Linked DNA regions of Homo sapiens: region 2 is linked to region 1. The links are chromatin loops, found by intact Hi-C in ENCODE. Cell type or tissue: heart right ventricle. All regions are shown on one strand. Links, peaks and the distances in the headings refer to the core of each region. The heading gives the core; the rest is flanking DNA.

Region 1 (9,120 bases), core at 2,292-4,791:
TTCCCAACCTCTCTTGGGGAGGCAGACCTCAAAAATCATCATCTTTCTAAACCACATTGGAGTAAACCATGATGCTGTTACTGGCCCTGGCGACTCTGGGGTATGGCCACCAGAAGATCTGCCCAGCTGCCTCATGAGCTGAGGGTCCTGTTATGGACTCAATGTTTGTGTTCCCACCAAATTCATATGTTGAAGCCCTAACCCTCAATGTGATGTATCTGGAGATGGGCCCTCAAAGGAAGTAATTAAGGTTGAAGGAGGCCCATAAGGGTAGGCCATGATAGGACTAGTGTCCTTAGAAGAGATGCCAGAGAACTCACACCCCCTCTCCTCCAGCACATGCACATGCACTCAAGAAAGGCCACGTGAGCACATTGCAAAAAAAAAGGTGGCCATCTTCAAGCCAGGAAGGGAGCTGTCCCCAGAAACTGAATTTGCTGACACCTTAATCGTGGACTTCTAGCTTCCAGAACTGAGAAAGTAAATTTCCGTTTTAGCCATCCAGTGTCTGGTATTTTGTTATAGCAGCTGGAGTAGACTAATACAGATTCATGTCACACCTGGAGCCCGGCTAAGCAACTAGGAAGCTCTGGATTAAGAAGGCATATTGATGTGTTTCCTTCTACACAACATGATTTCACTCTGCTAAATTTTGTGGGTTTTTTCTTCTTTTTTCTTGGTCTATTCTATTAGACATTTTTTTTTTTTTTTAGACAGGGTCTCACTCTTGTCACCCAGGCTGTAGTTCAGTAGTGTGATCTTGTCTCATTGCAACCTCTACCTCACAGGCTCAAGGATCCTCCCACCTCAGCTTCCCTAGTAGCTGGGACTACAGGCCCACGCCACTGTGCCTGGGAATTTTTTTTTGTATTTTTTGTAGAGACAGGGTCTTGCTATGTTGCCCAGGCTGTTCTCAAACTCCTTGGTTCAAGCAATTTGCCCACCTCAGCCTCCCCAAGTGCTGGGATTATAGGCGTGAGCCATCACACCCGGCATCTATTAGACTCTTAACTATGACTTCTCATCCTTGGTTATACATTGACCATGATACTGTTTTCTGCCACACTGTGATTAAAATTTATTATTGATGGATCTAAAACCCATGACCTCAAACTTGTTAGTGTAGAGTACATTGTAAAAATACATTGACTACACTGGCCTTTGGAATGCTTCTAAGAATATATGTTAACTTTGTACCATAGTCTGTAGCTATACTTTAGCCTTTTTTTCTTTTCTTCTTCTTTTTTTTTTTTTTTTGGTGTATTCTTGAGAAATGATAATCCAAAGTAAACTGAATTTGTACTATTTGACACTCTATTCTAAGTGAGGAGTATGGATTTAAGACACAAATCATTAAGTACAGACTAAATTGTACTTTTCAATCTTTTAGATGATTAATTATTTTTCGAAATTCAAAAAATTTATTTTCTCTGTTTGGGCTATTTCATTCAAAGATTCTAAAACTATTCAGCGTAACTCATGCCTTTACTTATTTTTATCCTGAAAATATTAACTTGTTTTTCTCCTAGCTTCCGGTGAAGACAATTTTATCATTGTCAGCATTCTCTCAAGAAGTTTATGAAAGAAAAAGAGAATGATTTCCTCATGCGAGCCTGAAATGCCATGAGAAAGAACATTGCATTCTCATTCTGTGTAGTGCAGTTGTCCTAAAGTGGACTTTTTCATTCCATGTTATTTAGTCATCAAATGTTGCATCACTTTGTAAAAGGAAAACAATTTTTGAAAGTTATAGTGAAAAACCATGCTGGAATACATTTTTTTTTGTTTTACACACACACACACACACACACACACTCTCTCTCTCTCTCACACACACACACACACACACAAGAAAAAAAAAACAGTGTCAATTAGATAGTAGCCAACCTTAAAAAAATAGTCATACAGTTTATCTATCCATCAATAGATTCTTGTTTTTGGCTTCTTGGGCAGATAAAAAGTGAGGGGGAAACTTTTAATCTGTGTATGAGAGTAGTCCCAAAAGCAAAACTCTCAGGTATTAGTGGAATGATAAAATCTCAATAAGTTTAAATAAAGAGAGCAAACCTAAACATATATATATAGACAAATGTCAACTACGCCAAGTATATAGACAAGCGGATGTGAACTGATGTTAAATGGAAAAAAAAATGTACACACTTAGTTGCCACTATGTACAAGTGGTTTTATTACTTTGTATAAAAAGAGCATGAGTATTCCAGGAAATTCAGAAAATACAGGAAGAGCTCATTCATTATCTCAGTTTCCTCACACAGCTATTTTCTATTTTGGTGCATTCATTTCTTATTTTGTCCTTATGCATATGTATTTCTACAGTTGTACTCATAGCACATACATTTTGTGTTCTGATTTAGAGTTAATATCCCAACATAGATGGGCATTTTTGTGTGCTGATACAGTCCTCAGAGCTGTCATTTATAGAGGCTTTTAATAGTTCAGGGATTGGACATAGCATTTGTGTACAACTTAGGAAAAATCATTAAAAAGGAAAGAACGTAGACACAGATATTTAGTATACAGATATTTGTCTGTAAAGAATTTCGGTGGAAGTTCAAAATAAAGAATCAACTAAATACTGCAAAGAAGTGAAAATTAGTTTAAATGTTCAAGAAACATGGCATTTCTTGGATTTATAGTTCTCCCTCTTATTTTCATTTTGCCAGTCTTCCTCACTCCATTTAACTCTTTTGTGTTGTCTGCATAGCATAAGGGAAAATTGACTTGGAAAGATGAAGACACTGGGTCTGTTTTCCTTTTGATACTCCAAGAAAAGAAATATGTGTGTACTTTTAGTGATGATTAAGCTATATATTTACTAATTTTCTAATCATGTTACTATTTGATCTAGTAACTGGTATATGTAATAACTTAGTTAAGCATTTTTTTGTACCTACTATATGCTCCTGTATAGCTACTGTAGTGAACAGTCTCTTACTTTTTAGTTTGGAAAATTATTGAAAGAAATCAATGAAGATGAAAAATGTATTTGCTGGTATTATATAGAAAGAAATTAGTATTTGTTAATATGTGAATATTTAATAGGTATCAGATGCTTTTACATGTATTTTGCCATTTAACCCTCATTAAAGCCCCCTTTAAAAGGAAATATTCACTGCAATGTACACAGCAGGACAGATTCAGAAAGCTAAGTTGCATGTCAAAATCACAGAGCTAGTAATTATCAGAGTAGAGTTTCCAAGCCAGATATGTCTGACCTCATGCCAAGGGCACTGTTCCATGTGCTTCAAAATGTAATGTGGTATTCATATTTGCAGCAGTTTTAATGGCCTCAAAGAGTAGTAGTATAACTGAGGGTGGAGTGGGATGGCAAAAAAACCCTGGAATTATTGAGAGAGGGGTGTCCTGTCAGAGGAATGTGGGTTTCTTTTTTATTTTTAAAGATCTTTTTCTGAGCCATGTTGTGTTACTATTTACAGCTGCATCATGACCTAAAGGGCCTCTTATAAGCCTCCTTCTCAGATAAATTATCTTTCAGAACATTTTTCACACCCAGCCTCAGGAGACATGTAAATGCCTCTATGTAAAGTCTTTGGATAGAGAATGGTGATAGAGCTTCTTTTGCAGTTTATGAAGTTCTACTTGATATAACTATTATTCTCCAACACTATCGTGATATATAAATCATAATAATCACAGGATATTGAAATTTTAAGTTTTTTATCCCTTATGTAAGGCTCATGGAGGCAGTCTATAATAACAATAGTAGTAATAGCTAACATTTATTTGAATGCTTACTGTGGACAGGACCTATGCTTTGTGATATAATATGGGTTACCTCATTTCATTTTCTCAACAACTCCGTGGGGTAGGAGTTGGGATTTGAAAGGACCAATACAAAACATTCATATTTTCCCTAAGTTCTAAGCCAATTTAGAGGTAGAAACAGGAATTAAACAGATGAAGATCAAAATGCCACCCTAAAGGCTAATAATACTGATAGTTAAGGCACGAGGCTTAGGACAACTAGCCAAGTAGGGTTGCAATACTTTGCTCATGAAAAGGAGCCAAGTTGTAGTCACTGTCAGCTCTTAAACAACCACAGGCCTCCTTGCAAGGGCATCTTCCCCTATTTTACTTATAGCACAGAATTGCTGAGGAAGATAAGCTTCTCTACAAATAGGCAGATCCCACATGAAAAAAAAAAAGAGAAAGAGTGTGAGGTGAGTGTAGGCAATGATTTCTCCCAAGGAAACAGATAAGCAACCCCTCTTACAGCGAAAAGTGAGGAGAAGGAGAAGAGCCAGGAGTGTTAAATCTACTGGAGTCTCCACCCCACAGGATCATGGAAAAGGAGGTCTTTGTCCCCAGCTGTAGGTACTAAACATGCGGCTATCCTGCAGATAAGGAATGAGGCACTGAGACACTAAGTGACAGTTCACTATTAGTAAGTGGCAGAGAAGTCTAAATAAGGTCAGTCCATAAGTAAGAGGTAGAGTCAGGGCTGAACAAGCCAGGCTAGGACGGGCTCAGGCTCAGTTCAGGAACAAGGCAATGGAAAATTAAGATGGGAGGGCAGATGTGAAAGGGATTACAAAAAATAAGTGATAAGAGTTGGATTCACTTGTAATGAGAGTTGGGATAGAGTCAAAATGACTCAAAGCTTTTAGCATTTCTAGTTGGAAACAATGAGAGCATTAAGAAAACAGTGTTTCCAGGAGTGAATAGCCAGTGTTTTTGGACATGAGAGTTTGAGGTACCCTGCAGACTATTGGAAATTTGAGTCTGTAACTTGGGAGAAAGATCGGAAGCAGAGATGCAGATTTTATAGTTGTCCATTTAAATAAAGGTGATAGGTGGCTGAAACTAAGGGAATGCTTAAGTCTGAGCAGTGAAAGAGGAAGTTGGTTTCACAGATGAGTTTCATCTTTGAAATACACTAAAAGATTTGAGTTGGTAAACATCAGCAACTTGATCTAGTTTAAAGGCAAAGCCCAGCGTGAGCTCAGGACTTGACTTCACCTTTTTACCATAGCCCTAGAATGCTGCAAGGCAAGCTTACGGATCACACTGGTATGCAACACAGTTTTTGTTTCCCCCTGCAGGTTCACTGTCCATCCCACTTCCACCCTGTTCTCTGACCTGGGAGGCTGAAAACATTTATGGACTGCATCAGTTGGGCTCCCATTGGGTTCAATTACCTCTGAGACTTGGAATGCAGGAGTAGGTGTGGCTGATGTGTTTACCTCCTTGGTTCTTTCACTGTCAGATCCTGTGGACTGACTGCTTCCCTTCAACAGGGACTTTCTACGTCAACTCTCCAAGATTCTAGTAACTGCTCTCTCCCTCTGCCCCCTTAAGTCTAGAGGTGGTAATAGTTTCCCACTGTTACTAGACCCAAGGCACTCCACTTCCTTTATTAAGTTCTACTTGATGTAACTGTTATTCTCCAACACTATCATGATATAGTGTTGTTAGATATTATTAACACTGCTTATACCTTTATAAACAATGTCTTTATTGAAGTCTTCCCTTCCCAGTTCCTTAAATAATATACCCAGTAAACCAGAAAGAACTCATGTTCTCCAAGGCACAAGTCCTACTCTTAATAAACAGAGGGACTTCATCGGGGTGGGGGTGGGGGCGGGGGCAGGGCAGGGGCCGGTCTCAGAACTGGGAGGGAACAATAGACTTAGTACAGAGACTGTAAATCCATATGTACATATAATATTGTTGGTGGACAGAATATCTTACACAGTTACATGATTCTTCAAATGTGTAAGTGCCTTAGTGATTCATAAGAAAATTTATTTGAAAATTCATCAAATTTATTTTACTTATTGTCTTTATACAGATTCTTAACTAACAAATGGCTTATGGCTTATATTAAGAATATAACTATTGCTGTGTTTGGCTAAGGACATCTTTTTTTTTTTTTTTTTTTTTTTTTGAGACAGAGTTTTGCTCTTGTTGCCCAGGCTCAAGTGCAATGGCACAATCTCGGCTCAACGCAACCTCCTCCTCCTGGGTTCAAGTGATTCTCCTGCCTCAGCCTCCCGAGTAGCTGGGATTACAGACATGCACCACCACGCCCAGCTAATTTTGTATTTTTAGTAGAGATGGGGTTCCTCCATGTTGGTCAGGCTGGTCTTGAACTCTTGACCTCAAGTGATCCGCCCACCTCGGCCTCCCAAAGTGCTGGGATTACAGGCGTGAGCCACTGCGCCTGGGCTGGACATGTTTTTAAATGTACAGACTGTACTCACATGCAAAGAATCTGGGAATTACTTCCAAGGACTTTGTTAAAAGTTCATCAAACTTTCTTCGGTTCCAAACTAGAGGGAGGTGGAATGAACTGGTTTAACAATATCTATTTCTATCAGGATAGGAACAAAAACGACCATCCGTATCTTGAAGGAATTTTTGTAAAATCATTTCTAACTCATTTCACAGCAGAAATTCAAGCCCCCGTCTTACAAAAAAATAGTACACCACATTCTCAGCCTTGGCAACACCTTGTCCTTTGTGTGACCTGCTGTGGCTCAAGCAGTGAGCAGAGTCTACAGAACACAAAAATAAACATCTCTACAGGCCTGTGGAATGTGATGGCCAGCGTGATGTGGGGCAGACTGTGGGCCGAGTGCCAGGCCCTGTAGGTGAGCCCTCCTGCGGCCCACTTTGCAAAAGCAGAAAGAAGGGGCAAATCTGCCAGTGAATTTCTGTTTCCACCTTTGGCCTGGTCTGGGGTCAGGGCCTAGGTATGTGCCCAGAGAGATGTAGTCAGTTAGGGTTCTATGACCCCAGTGCTGGGAAGGCTGGTTATGGTGGATAAAAAGATCAAAGAAAGGGTTTCTTGTTACCATTCTTCAAGCTCCGTGTACCATTTCCCCATGTAATTTGAGAAATTATCCTGAACCAGAGAACTGGGAAGTTTGTTCAGTAACTGCTTATTGAGTCCCTGTTCTCTCCCAGGCATGATCCTAGGCACTGGAGATAGTGGGGAGTGGGAGCCTCCAGGGTCCCTCCTCTTAGGGATCTCACACTCTGAGTGCAGAACTATGTTCTTCTGCCTGCACTCCTACAAACACCAGTTCTCCGTAGTACTCCATGACATGAGGGGTTAATTTCTAGCTGACTGAAATAATGGACTCATTGCCCCTCCCATTTCAACAGCATGGCGGATGGCAGCGATTACAGAGTGAAGGAAATATCGTGGTATGGAGAGCAGCACTGTTCTCAATAATAGGCTCTCTGATGACGAACAAAAAGACTCTGTGAAATGCATCTCAAACTCCCAGGTTCTCCTTTACAGCCAAGATGCCTCCGATATAATCTGACTTAATGATGCCATACTCTGTAACAGAGTACAAAATTAGAATAAAAGAGTTATACAAGGCACTGAGTTAGACACAAAAATTTATTCATGGAACTACACAAGTATTGAGCACCGACTTTATGCCAGACACTACACCCAATGTTATACCAGAACCCTATTACTGCAGAAAATGTAGTTGGGGGCAAGCTTCTGGTTATGAATTGCACATTCAACCACTCAGAAGTAAGCATTTTTCTGATGTTGCCTAGAATCGGTGGCTCTGTGGATTAGGAACTGAAAGGGTGGGAAAGAATTTTGCTTTCTACTGTCTGCCTCGTATGTGAATCACGAGTTGTACCTTTTTCTTCCTTTCTGTAGACCAAATACCATATAAATCACTCTGCTGTTTATTCTAAGTCTTATGTAAAGTGTTCCTGTCCTCAAAGCATCACACACAATGTAGAGGCTTTGGCAGTTTCTTTAGCAAAGGTCAGTGTTTCAGTTTAGTGCCCAAAGGTCTCTGACAAACATCCAAAAATTTCTGGTTGAAGTCAGTAATTATTTACTCCCGTTACCAGGATTTGTTTGAGGACTAAGCAGAGAGAAGCAGAAAGGAAAAATAAGCACATCAAAAAAAGCAGTCTTAGTCTCTCTTCACCTAGAACATTATATATGTATTGTCTCATGGCACATGTGTAATGTCAGTAAACAATAAAAATAAATAAATCAATTTCCAGTTGAAGGCATCTCCAGGATCCAGAGGCTCTAAGTGGATGAAAACAATTGGGTGCTTGGGCCAGAGACTGTGCAAGCCTAAGCAGAGAGAGAGGGGTTTCTTAACTTCCCTCCCACGTTCAGTCCCTTTGGAACTCGAGTTTGCCCCTAGGATAGAAGTCTGTAAGGCTACCAGCTGGAACCCTTTGCTACACTGCTGTAAAGGCTGTGCAGAAAAAAATGTTGGAATTCTCTCATACTTGGAAAATTACCCTTTAATACACATGGTTTCCTCTCTGTTTCCTAGCCATAGGCCAGGATGTTAACTGGGGTGGGGTAGAGGCAGACATTTAATTCTTGTTAAGAGGGAGTAATAAAATGTGAAGTGATAGGGAGCCAATCTATCGTTTTCTGAATATCCACAAGAGGCTTACATTTAGCAACAACATTTAGCAAACACATGTCAGGCACTGTTTAGTTGCTGGGGACACAACATCCAACATGACAGTTATGGCTTCTACCAAGACGCAGCTTAAAGGCCAGGGAGAGGCAATGGTTTGCGGTGAATAAGAGCACAAGCTTTGAAATCAGACCTGAGGTAGAATCTTGGATAGAGCATTCCTTACTTTGTCTGTAAAATGGAGATTATAATACCTACGTCACAGGGTCAAGATGAAGATAACATGGAATAACATATATGTAGCAGTGAATTCAGAGCCTGGTGGATTCAGTGCCCCTAAATAGTAATAATCATTGTTACTGTTATTACTTTGTGGCTTATTCTGTGTTCCAAGAGTCAGACACTTGAGCTCTGAGTGCTGGCTGGTACCTCCGTGACATGAATGCCACACTCTGGTGTGCGCTGTTTAGAGAGAAGCTGGTTGTGTTAAATACTGTTCGTTTTCTAGTTATAATGGTTGATTTTCTTGCTTTGTGAAGATTAGACCTCTCTGATGAAGATAAAGTGCTTTCCATGTTTCTTTCAGCTGAATGGCCATTTAAAAACTAGTGACAGTTATTTACACTTTTATTTCTTATGACTTGAGGGGGTTCTCCCTGGTGAAGGCAGAACTTATTTCATTCATTTATTAGGCGTAGAGTAAGCTCTTATT
Region 2 (9,120 bases), core at 2,413-4,912, 76 kb before region 1:
GTTTAATAAAAAAGCGGTCCCCCAAATATTTATTATCTAACAGAAAGCAGCCTGAAAAACCAGACCTGCAAGTATTGATATGCAAATGCAGATGGTTAAGAGTCAGGTCCAGCCAATATGGCGGTTCCTGCTACTTTTTCTTTGTTGCCACGTGTACAGGTGTCATGGCGACCAGCCAGGTAGCCGCATTTGCATAATAAAAGGCTAGGGTGGGAGGGCCAGTTTTTTTGGGGGGGCTACCTGAATGACACACGTGGTTAAACCAATCCCCTGTGCCCTATGCTAATTAGACACCACCTCCTCCAGCCTCCCAATATAAACCACTGCTTTCCTCTGCACGCGGGTTTTCGGTTCAGAGCCCTCCTCCCTCTGTACGGGGAGCTATTCTCTCCTTTCTTGCCTATTAAACTTTCTACCCCTTAATCCACTCCACGTGTGTCCACGTCGCTAATTTTCACCACACGAGATAAAGGACACCGCAACTGAGCGGTGTAATAGGGAGTAACATTGCCTTGGGCAGCTGTAGGAGACGACCCCAAGAGATAGTTTCAGCAGACATCATTATCTGGGTTAGCTGTTGCCCTTGCTCTAATTCCACTTCTTTTTTTGAGTAGAATTTGAACTTCTGCCCTAGTTCATCTGTTCCAGTCGCATCAGCCTCCTTGTGTTTCCTCAAGTATACCAAGCACACTCCAAACTCAGGGTGCCTTCATTTTGCCCCTTTCTCCTTTTCCGTGCTTTCCCTCCAGATGACCACAGCCACACTCCCCTGCCTCCTTCAGGTTGCTGCGTGAATGCCACGACCCGGACCACACACTATTTTTTTTTTTTTTTTGAGACAGAGTCTCGCTCTGTCGCCCAGGCTGGAGTGCAGTGGCACAATCTCAGCTCACTGCAACCTCTGCCTCCAAAATTCAAGCGATTCTCCTGCCCAGCCTCCTGAGTAGCTGGGATTACAGGCGCCTGCCACCATGCCCAGCTAATTTTTGGATTTTTCGTAGAGATGAGGTTTCACCATGTTGGCCAGACTGGTTTCAAACTCCTGACCTCAAGTGATCCGCTTGCCTCAGCCTCCCAAAGTGCTGGGATTACAGGCATGAGCCACTGTGCCTGGCCGTGGACTACATTCTTTTTTTTTTTTTTTTTGAGGTGGAGTCACGCCCTGTCACCCAGGCTGGAGTGCAGTGGTATGATCTCAGCTCACTGCAACCTCCACCTCCCTAGTTCAAGCGAGTCTCCTGCCTCAGCCTCCCGAGTAGATGGGACTACAGGCATGTGCCACCACACCCAGCTAATTTTTGTATTTTTAGTAGAGATGGGGTTTCACCATGTTTTCCAGGCTGGTCTCGAACTCCTGGCCTCAGGTAATCTGCCTGCCTTGGCCTCCCGAAGCGCTGGGGTTACAGAGGTGAGCCACTGCGCCCGGCCCCGGACCACACTCTTAATCACACTGCCTTGTCCCTCTCCCAGTCCCTGCTGTGTTTCCCCATAGCACTTATCTCCAACTGACACATAGTGTATTTCACTCCTTATTTACTTGTTGTCTGTCTCTGCCATTGCATACTCTTGATGGGAACAGGGCCTAACATACAGTGGGCAACTCATATAGACTTATTTTTAAATGAGTATATCACGTCATTGCTGTTAATTTGAATTTATTATGAAACATTTTGTTGAATGATAGTTCTATTCATATTTAACTTCTATCTTTTTGTTGCTGTTGTAAGAGCTAAAAACATTCAGAGTTCATACCTAACCTTCTTATACATGCTTAAGCAGCAAGCATTATGATCAAAATAATTTAAGTTGACCGTAGGAGGTGATGATAGCGAAATCTAAAATAAATTCTTTATTTTTTATTCACACATTCCTCATATTTAAGAAACACTGCTATAGTATTGTAGGTTGTTATTTTTGGGAAAACCCACCTCAGCCTTTTTTTCTATTCTCTCACTCACAACATCATCACAGAAGACGTCTGTGACCAAATATGTGTGAGTTTCTTCCCACACACCAAGAAGCAATCATTTCTGCAGTGGACATCAGCTGGGTATCTTCCAATTCAGTTCTGACAGTATCCACCTGGAGATAACATCAGATCCCACAGATTGAGGGCTCAATCCCCAAGACCATCCCCTCCTCCCACCAGTTGAAAGTTCCAGCCTCCAGAACTTCTGACCAATCAGCTTCAAGTTGGGGTTTCTATGAAACCTCTCGTTGAGTTAAGTTAATTTGCTAGAGTGGCTCACAAAATGCAGGAAAAGACTTACTTACATTTGCAGGTTTAGTATAAAGGATATGAAGGATTCAGATGAAGAGATGCATAAGGCAAGGTATGGGAGAAGAGAGGCAGCCTTGATAAACCACCAGTCAGGAACTTCTATTTGTTCAGCTCCCTGGAAGCTCTCCAAACCCTGTCCTCTTGGGTCTTTATGGAGACCTCATTGGATAGGCATGACTGAAAATGGACAACCTGTTAAAATGCGATTGGACAAAGGGTATGATCTAATACTAACAGACTGAGTGGGGTAACCCAGCAGGGACTGTCTGTTCAGATTCTTCTTGGTCTCTCTGTGCACCATGCCTTCCTCCATGGTATGGGGCAGGAACCCTTCTGAAATGGAGGTGTTCTGACCTATGATCAGACAAGGTAGGTCAGAAACCAGCTCCAGAAACCAGGAAAAAGTTCCTGCCTTGGGGAGAGAAAGAAATAGGTGAAAGGAGGGCAGAAAAGGTAAGAGAGAAAAAAAGAAATTCTGTTTTCTGAGGCCTGCTTCTGAAGCCTAAAGCACCCTAACATTGTAACAAGGGCTATGGGAGTCATGAGCTAGGAACCGTGGATAACCTAGATAGACAAACAGACAGAGAGATAGAGAGATAGATTGATAGATAGAGATAGAGATATGTATAATAATATTGCAGTCGTTTTCTTCCCCCCTTTTTGTTTCAGTTAGTAAAGTGGTCAGGAGTGGTTGAGTCACACAGTTCCCTCACCTACTAGCTGTGTGATCTTCTGCAAATTATTTATCAATGGAGTACCCACCCATAGCTTTTGAGAGCATGAATTGAAAGCGAGGAAGCATAAAAAGTGCTTAGCACAGTGCCTGGGTAGAAAGCTGTCAATACATTGATCTATGTGATGCTGACCATCTTGGGAGGCCAGAGATAAAGCTGAATAATTTTCAAAGCACTAAATTTTTTCCTCCAAGTTACTGCAGCTTGAAATTCTGTGTTTGATAATTTAACTGATGGCTGTTTTATCTCCTGAGATTGCAGGAGCCCTGCCTGTTTTGCTCGTTGTTGCCTCACTAGCCCATACCAGAGTGCAGGGTGCGCTGTAAGCCGTGACCGCATCACAGATCATCAGCATGCAGAGGTAATGTAAGTTCCAATAGTAAACACAAGGGAGTAGTGTTCTCCCACCTGTCCTCACACTGGTTCAATTCAGAAACTTGATTTTTCTGGAAGTGCATTATTTAAATGTAGTCTTAGGAAAGCAGGCTCAGTCTTACTCTTTCTTCTTCCCTACTGCATGGAATATATATATATATATATATATGTATATATGTGTGTATATACGTATATATGTGTATATATACATATCTGTATATATATGTATATATGTGTATATATACATATCTGTATATATATGTATATATGTGTATATATACATATATACATATACATATACGTATATGTATATATACGTATATACATACATACGTATATATACACATATATACATATATATACGTATATACGTATATATACGTATATATACACATATATATATTATCCTTTCTGTAGAAATAAACATGAAACCCAAAAGCCTAACTGTGTTTGTACCCAGCACGTGTTAATAGAAAGTTTAAACAACAAAACATTTAAACCAATGCAATTTAAGCTCATTATCCCTGTCTATTGGGTAACATAAGACAAAATTATATTGTAGGTAACTGTGCCTGCGTGCCTGTAGTGCCTGCTACTCAACAGGTTGAGTAGCAGGAGGATTGCTTGAGCCCAAGAATTTGAGTTCAGCCTCAGCAATATAGCAAGATCCACTATCTTGAAAAAAAAAAGAAGATATTGTGTCCTCTTAAATACTAATTTGCTTTGTTAATCACGATGGGCCCTTTCCAAAGGTAATTGCTAATCCTGAAGACTTCATTCTACAAATATTTACTGGATGCTTTCTAGGTGCTAGGGGCTTATCTGGGTGCTAGAAATTTAAGTGAGGAAGACAGACAAGGGTTAGGTATGGACAACCAGTGTTTCTACTGGGGGATATTCTGCCAGGACAGGGGTAGGAAAATACCTGCTTGCGGAGCCTCAACACCCTTGGAATATTATCTTAGAAATGTTTAGCTTTATGAAGATGAAAGGGGACTTAGACATTATCTAGTGGAAATTCAGATGGCTAGAGGGCTAGAGGGGCCAGATAGCTAACATAAATAAGTAAAGTAGGCCAGCTGGGGCCTGCTGTTGAGCAAAGAGCAGGTATCCAATGTAAAGGTTGCTCCCATCTCATCAGCTCAGGCTACAGTTTTCTTCTTTCTCTCTCTCTAACAACCAAAAGTAAGACCGTTTCCCCACAACACACACATACATATGTCATCTAAAAGTCAACAAACAGAAAGAGCAGCTCTGGGAAAGGTGGATTCAGAGGTGGCAAAGCAAACACTTTGTCCTCCATCTCCCCACAACCTCAAATATTTTAAAAAACAAACCTGTTCAACCCAAATTGTGATAAATATTAAACAACACAAGATAATAACATGATCAACAACTAAAGTGATGATGTAGATGAGGTCTCCTGTCCTGTTTCCTCAAAAGGTTTTCTCGGCCATTAAAAGAGCTTCCCTCTCTAGATCTGGTTCCTTTAAATCTCCTGGTAGATTTCACCAGAAGCAGGGTCTTCAGGTGCTATCAGAAGGGAATTGAGGTGGGTTAGTTATGCCTTCCTGGCTTCTCATTTGTGAATGTGAGAAGAATGTGCAACTGAGGCAGGCACTCTCTGAGGCCAGATTTTTCTAGGGAAGTCAGGTGTTGATTTTTCAAGAGAAGCCAGAAATCTGGAGTTTTTTGAGAACTTTCCCATTTTCTTTCTTTCTTTCCTTCCTTCCTTCCTTCCTTCCTTCCTTCCTTCCTTCCTTCCTTCTTTCTTTCTTTCTTTCTTTCTTTCTTTCTTTCTTTCTTTCTTTCTTTCTTTCTTTCTTTCTTTCTTCCTTTCTCTCTTTCTTTCTCTCTTTCTTTCTTTCTTTTTGAGATGGAGTCTCGCTCTGTTGCCCAGGCTGGAGTGCAGTGGCATGATCTTGACTCACTGCAACTTCTGCCTCCCGGGTTCAAGCTATTCTCTGCCTCAGCCTCCCAAGTAGCTGCGATTACAGGCACCTGCCACCACGCCTGGCTAATTGTTTTGTATTTTTAGTAGAGACAGGGTTTCACTGTGTTGGCCAGGCTGGTCTTGAACTCCTGACCTCCTGGTCCACCCAAAGTGCTGAGATTACAGGCGTGAGCCACCGCACCTGGCCAATTTGTGATAATTTTCAAAGTGCTGTGAGGGCCAATCCAAGCTGATCTGAGAATTAAATTTGTCCCATTGTTGAGCAGTTCACTCCCTAACCTAATGCAATCGCCTAATTTTACAGATAAGGTAATGACTCAGAGCAGCTAACAACTTGTCCAATATTGTCACAAAGTCTGCATTCTTTTCATTGAGTCATCAAGTAGCTACAAAATGTGGAGAAAATGCCTGCGAACTATTAAGACAACTACTGTCAACTTTAAACAATTTAGTATTGAAATGAGTCATGCTAGTTGGCAATATTTGTGCTGAGATGATTTAATAGCCTGTGATTTATATGAACAAAGAGTGTAGTACCTAATGTGCAAAATGTTGATTGTCAGAGAGGGGCTAATGAGAAGACAAAAAATGTACCACTCTGACTGTAATGGATTACAAGATGGTGCTATCAAAGGTGAATAAGTAACTATAAACACAACAGTCTACTGGAAAACAGCTGCAGGGTAACACCACAAGAAATTCTGAGCAAGTCAGACATTCTGTTATTTCCCAAATCTAATAAAAGATATGCATACGGATTTTACTATTAAATTAAGAAAAAATGATTCAATATCACAGAAAACATAATAGGCATGCGGGTGTGGTGAAGGAGTAGAGACGGGGTTTCACCCTATTGGCCAGGCTGGTCTCAAACTCCTGACCTTGTGATCCACCCACCTCAGCCTCCCAAAGTGGACAGAGGGACGGAGGTACATTCAAGAGAATTCAGCTGGGGCTTCAAATTCTGAGTCCAATGCATTTCAATGGTCATTTTTTGGAACTTGGGAATAAAAACATTTTGGTAGCATTTAAGAAAGTACCATTTCTTTGATTGTTCATTACACGTGGCTAATTCCGGTGTAAAACTGACACTCCGAGAGGAAAGCCAAGTGCGGATGTCACCATCTGGTTTTGCTAAGTCTTAGTTCGCATCTCACTTACTCTCTCCAGATTCTGTTAGGGCAGGGCCGATTATCCATTTTGTTCATTATCATACTCCCAACTTACTTCCTGGCACTCAGAAGGCTCTCAATAACTGTTTAGTTGAGTTGAATTGGCTTAGCTGGAATTGAAGAGCCAGAAGCAATTGGAAGGGACCTTAGAGCTAATTCTCATCATCCACAATCACTCACACCCCTCCTAGTACCATACGTTTCCCCCTCTCACACGTCCACCTCAATTCATGGAGAAATGCAATGTGCTGTTGTGCCATAGTCAGCAAGCAGCCAAATCTAATTCAGTGCTACCACCCTAGATTCTCTCCAGATGATGCCTAACTCCAAAATAGATTGTCATAATGTTCTTGGCCAGAAGCCTATAATTTTTAAATGAGATTACATGGGATTTATTTAAGCTTTAATATAACTATAATAAGTATTAATAACACATGCTTTATAATCTGTTTTCTGTTTCTTGTGATATCTTTGTACTTACAAATCAACATTAATACATCTCTCTTTGGCCAGGCGTGAGTGGCTCACGCCTGTAATCCCAGGACTTTGGGAGGCCAAGGTGGGAAGATCAAAAGGTCAGGAGTTCAAGACCAGCCCGGCCAATATGGTGAAACCCTGTCTCTACTAAAAATACAAAAATTAGCCAGGTGTAGTGGCACGCACCTGTAGTCCTAGCTACTCAGGAGGCTGAGGCAGGAGAATCACTTGAACCTGGGAAGTGGAGGTTGCAGTGAGCTGAGATCACACCACTGCGCTCCAGCCTGGACGACAGGGCGAGACTCTGTCTCAAAAAATTAAAAATAAATAAATAAATAGATCTCTCTTCAAAAGGGCAAAACAACCTTTTAGCTTTTGTATTAGTTTGTTTTCATGCTGCTGATAAAGACATACCTGAGACTGAGAAGAAAAAGAAGTTTAATTGGACTTACAGTTCCACATGGCTGAGGATGCCTCAGAATCATGGCAGAAGGCAAAAGGCACTTCTTACATGGTGGTGGCCAGAGAAAATGAAGAAGATGCAAAAGCAGAAACCCCTGATAAAACCATCAGATCTCTTAAGACTTATTCACTACTATGAGAACATTATGGGGGAAAACACCCCCATGATTCAAATGATCTTCCACTGGGTCCTCCCACAACACATGGGAATTATGGGAGTACAATTCAAGATGAGATTTGGGTGGGGACACAGAGCCAAACTATATCAGCTTTATGGAAGTTTCCCAACAACAATGTGCTCCATCAGCACTGGGTTGGAAGAACAATGAACTTGGGACTTTTTATTTATTTATTTATTTAGAGACAGGGTCTCACTCTATTGCCCAGGCTGGAGTGCAGTAGTGTGATCTCAGCTCACTGCAACCTCCCCCTCCCAAGTTCAAGCAATTCTCATGCCTCAGCCTCCCAAGTAGCTGGGACTACAAACATGCACCATCCTACCTAGCTAATTTTTAGTATTTTTAGTAAAGATAGGGTTTCACCATGTTGGCCAGGCTGGTCTCGAACTCCTGACCTCAAGTGATCTGCCTTCCTTGGCCTCCCAAATTGTTAGGATTACAAGCGTGAGCCACCACGCCAGGCTGAACTTGGGGATTTTTGATCACCGGTCACCAGTATAACTCTGGAACAGAGTTTAATTCCAGAATACACACCCTCACTCCATCCAAAATGGACCTTTCTAACTTGATTACATCATGGACTTCCACACCTTGAAAACTTTGGATCCTTTTATTCATTCCTCCAATAATTGAATTCCTAATATATGCCAGGTAACTTACAAGGTGCTGGAGATACAATGGTAAACATGATGGACATCTTCTTGGTTTCACTAAGCTTTTAGTTTAGTGACACACAAAATCAATGCAAACAGCAACAACAACAACAAAATGCAATTAACATTAGACCCCTGGGGGAGGTGACATTTAAGCTGAGAACTTTGCGAAAATAGTGAAGAGCTTTCTAGGCAGGAGGAAAGGCAAGCACAAAGCCTTCTGCATCCCTGGCTTGGTGCCCAGAGAAAAGCCAACATAGCTAAGTATAGCGAGATATGGGAGTGTGGCACGAGATGATGTAGAGAAAGGCGGGGGTGGGGCCATGACACATTATGGGCCATGGTCAGAGGAGTTTAGATTTTGTTTTAGTGCTTTGGGAACTACTGAAAAGTTTTAAGCTGCAAAGCAATATGGTCTAATTTTGATGTTGTTGTTGTTGTTTGTTTGTTTTGAGACGGAGTCTTGCTGTATAGCCCAGGCTGGAGTGCAGTGGCGCGATCTCAGCTCACTGCAACCTCCGCCTCCCGGATTCAAGTGATTCTCCTGTCTCAGCCTCCCAAGTAGCTGGGATTACAGGCACCTGCCACCACACCCGTCTAATTTTTGTATTTTTAGTAGAGACGGGGTTTCACCATGTTGGCCAGGCTGGTCACGAACACCTGACCTCTTGATCCTCCTGCCTCGGCCCCGCAAAGTGCTGAGATTACAGGTGTGAGCCACCGTGCTAATTTAAGTTTTAAGAAAAACATTCTTGATGTTTTATGGAGAATAGATGGGAAGAGGCTAAGAGCAGAGGGAAGGAGATCAGTTAGGAGACTTGCACTAGTGGGAG

The links. A loop is a pair of places that touch in the nucleus more often than their neighbours do. Peaks named below come from ENCODE experiments on the same cell type or tissue, not always from the same donor. Only the 100,000 strongest peaks of a DNase experiment are listed, where the experiment ranks them.
Region 2: it touches region 1 in a loop (2.6-fold over the local background); 27 of 110 quality-filtered maps call a loop at or near these places.

What each region holds. Positions count from the first base shown.
Region 1 is chr10:89,474,374-89,483,493 of GRCh38, reverse strand. The region is part of intron 2 of SLC16A12 (solute carrier family 16 member 12); the gene reads left to right. Among named protein-coding and RNA genes, the nearest start is that of SLC16A12-AS1, 23 kb to the right of the region's middle. RefSeq lists an enhancer at 6,627-7,127. In heart right ventricle, for the core only: no CTCF peak of the experiment used is centred there; a DNase peak (open chromatin) is centred at 3,242; H3K27ac peaks cover 2,500 bases.
Region 2 is chr10:89,550,138-89,559,257 of GRCh38, reverse strand. It overlaps a transcript of SLC16A12 not described here. Among named protein-coding and RNA genes, the nearest start is that of SLC16A12, 19 kb to the right of the region's middle. RefSeq lists an enhancer at 1-389. In heart right ventricle, for the core only: CTCF peaks have their summits at 3,199 and 3,398; no DNase peak of the experiment used is centred there.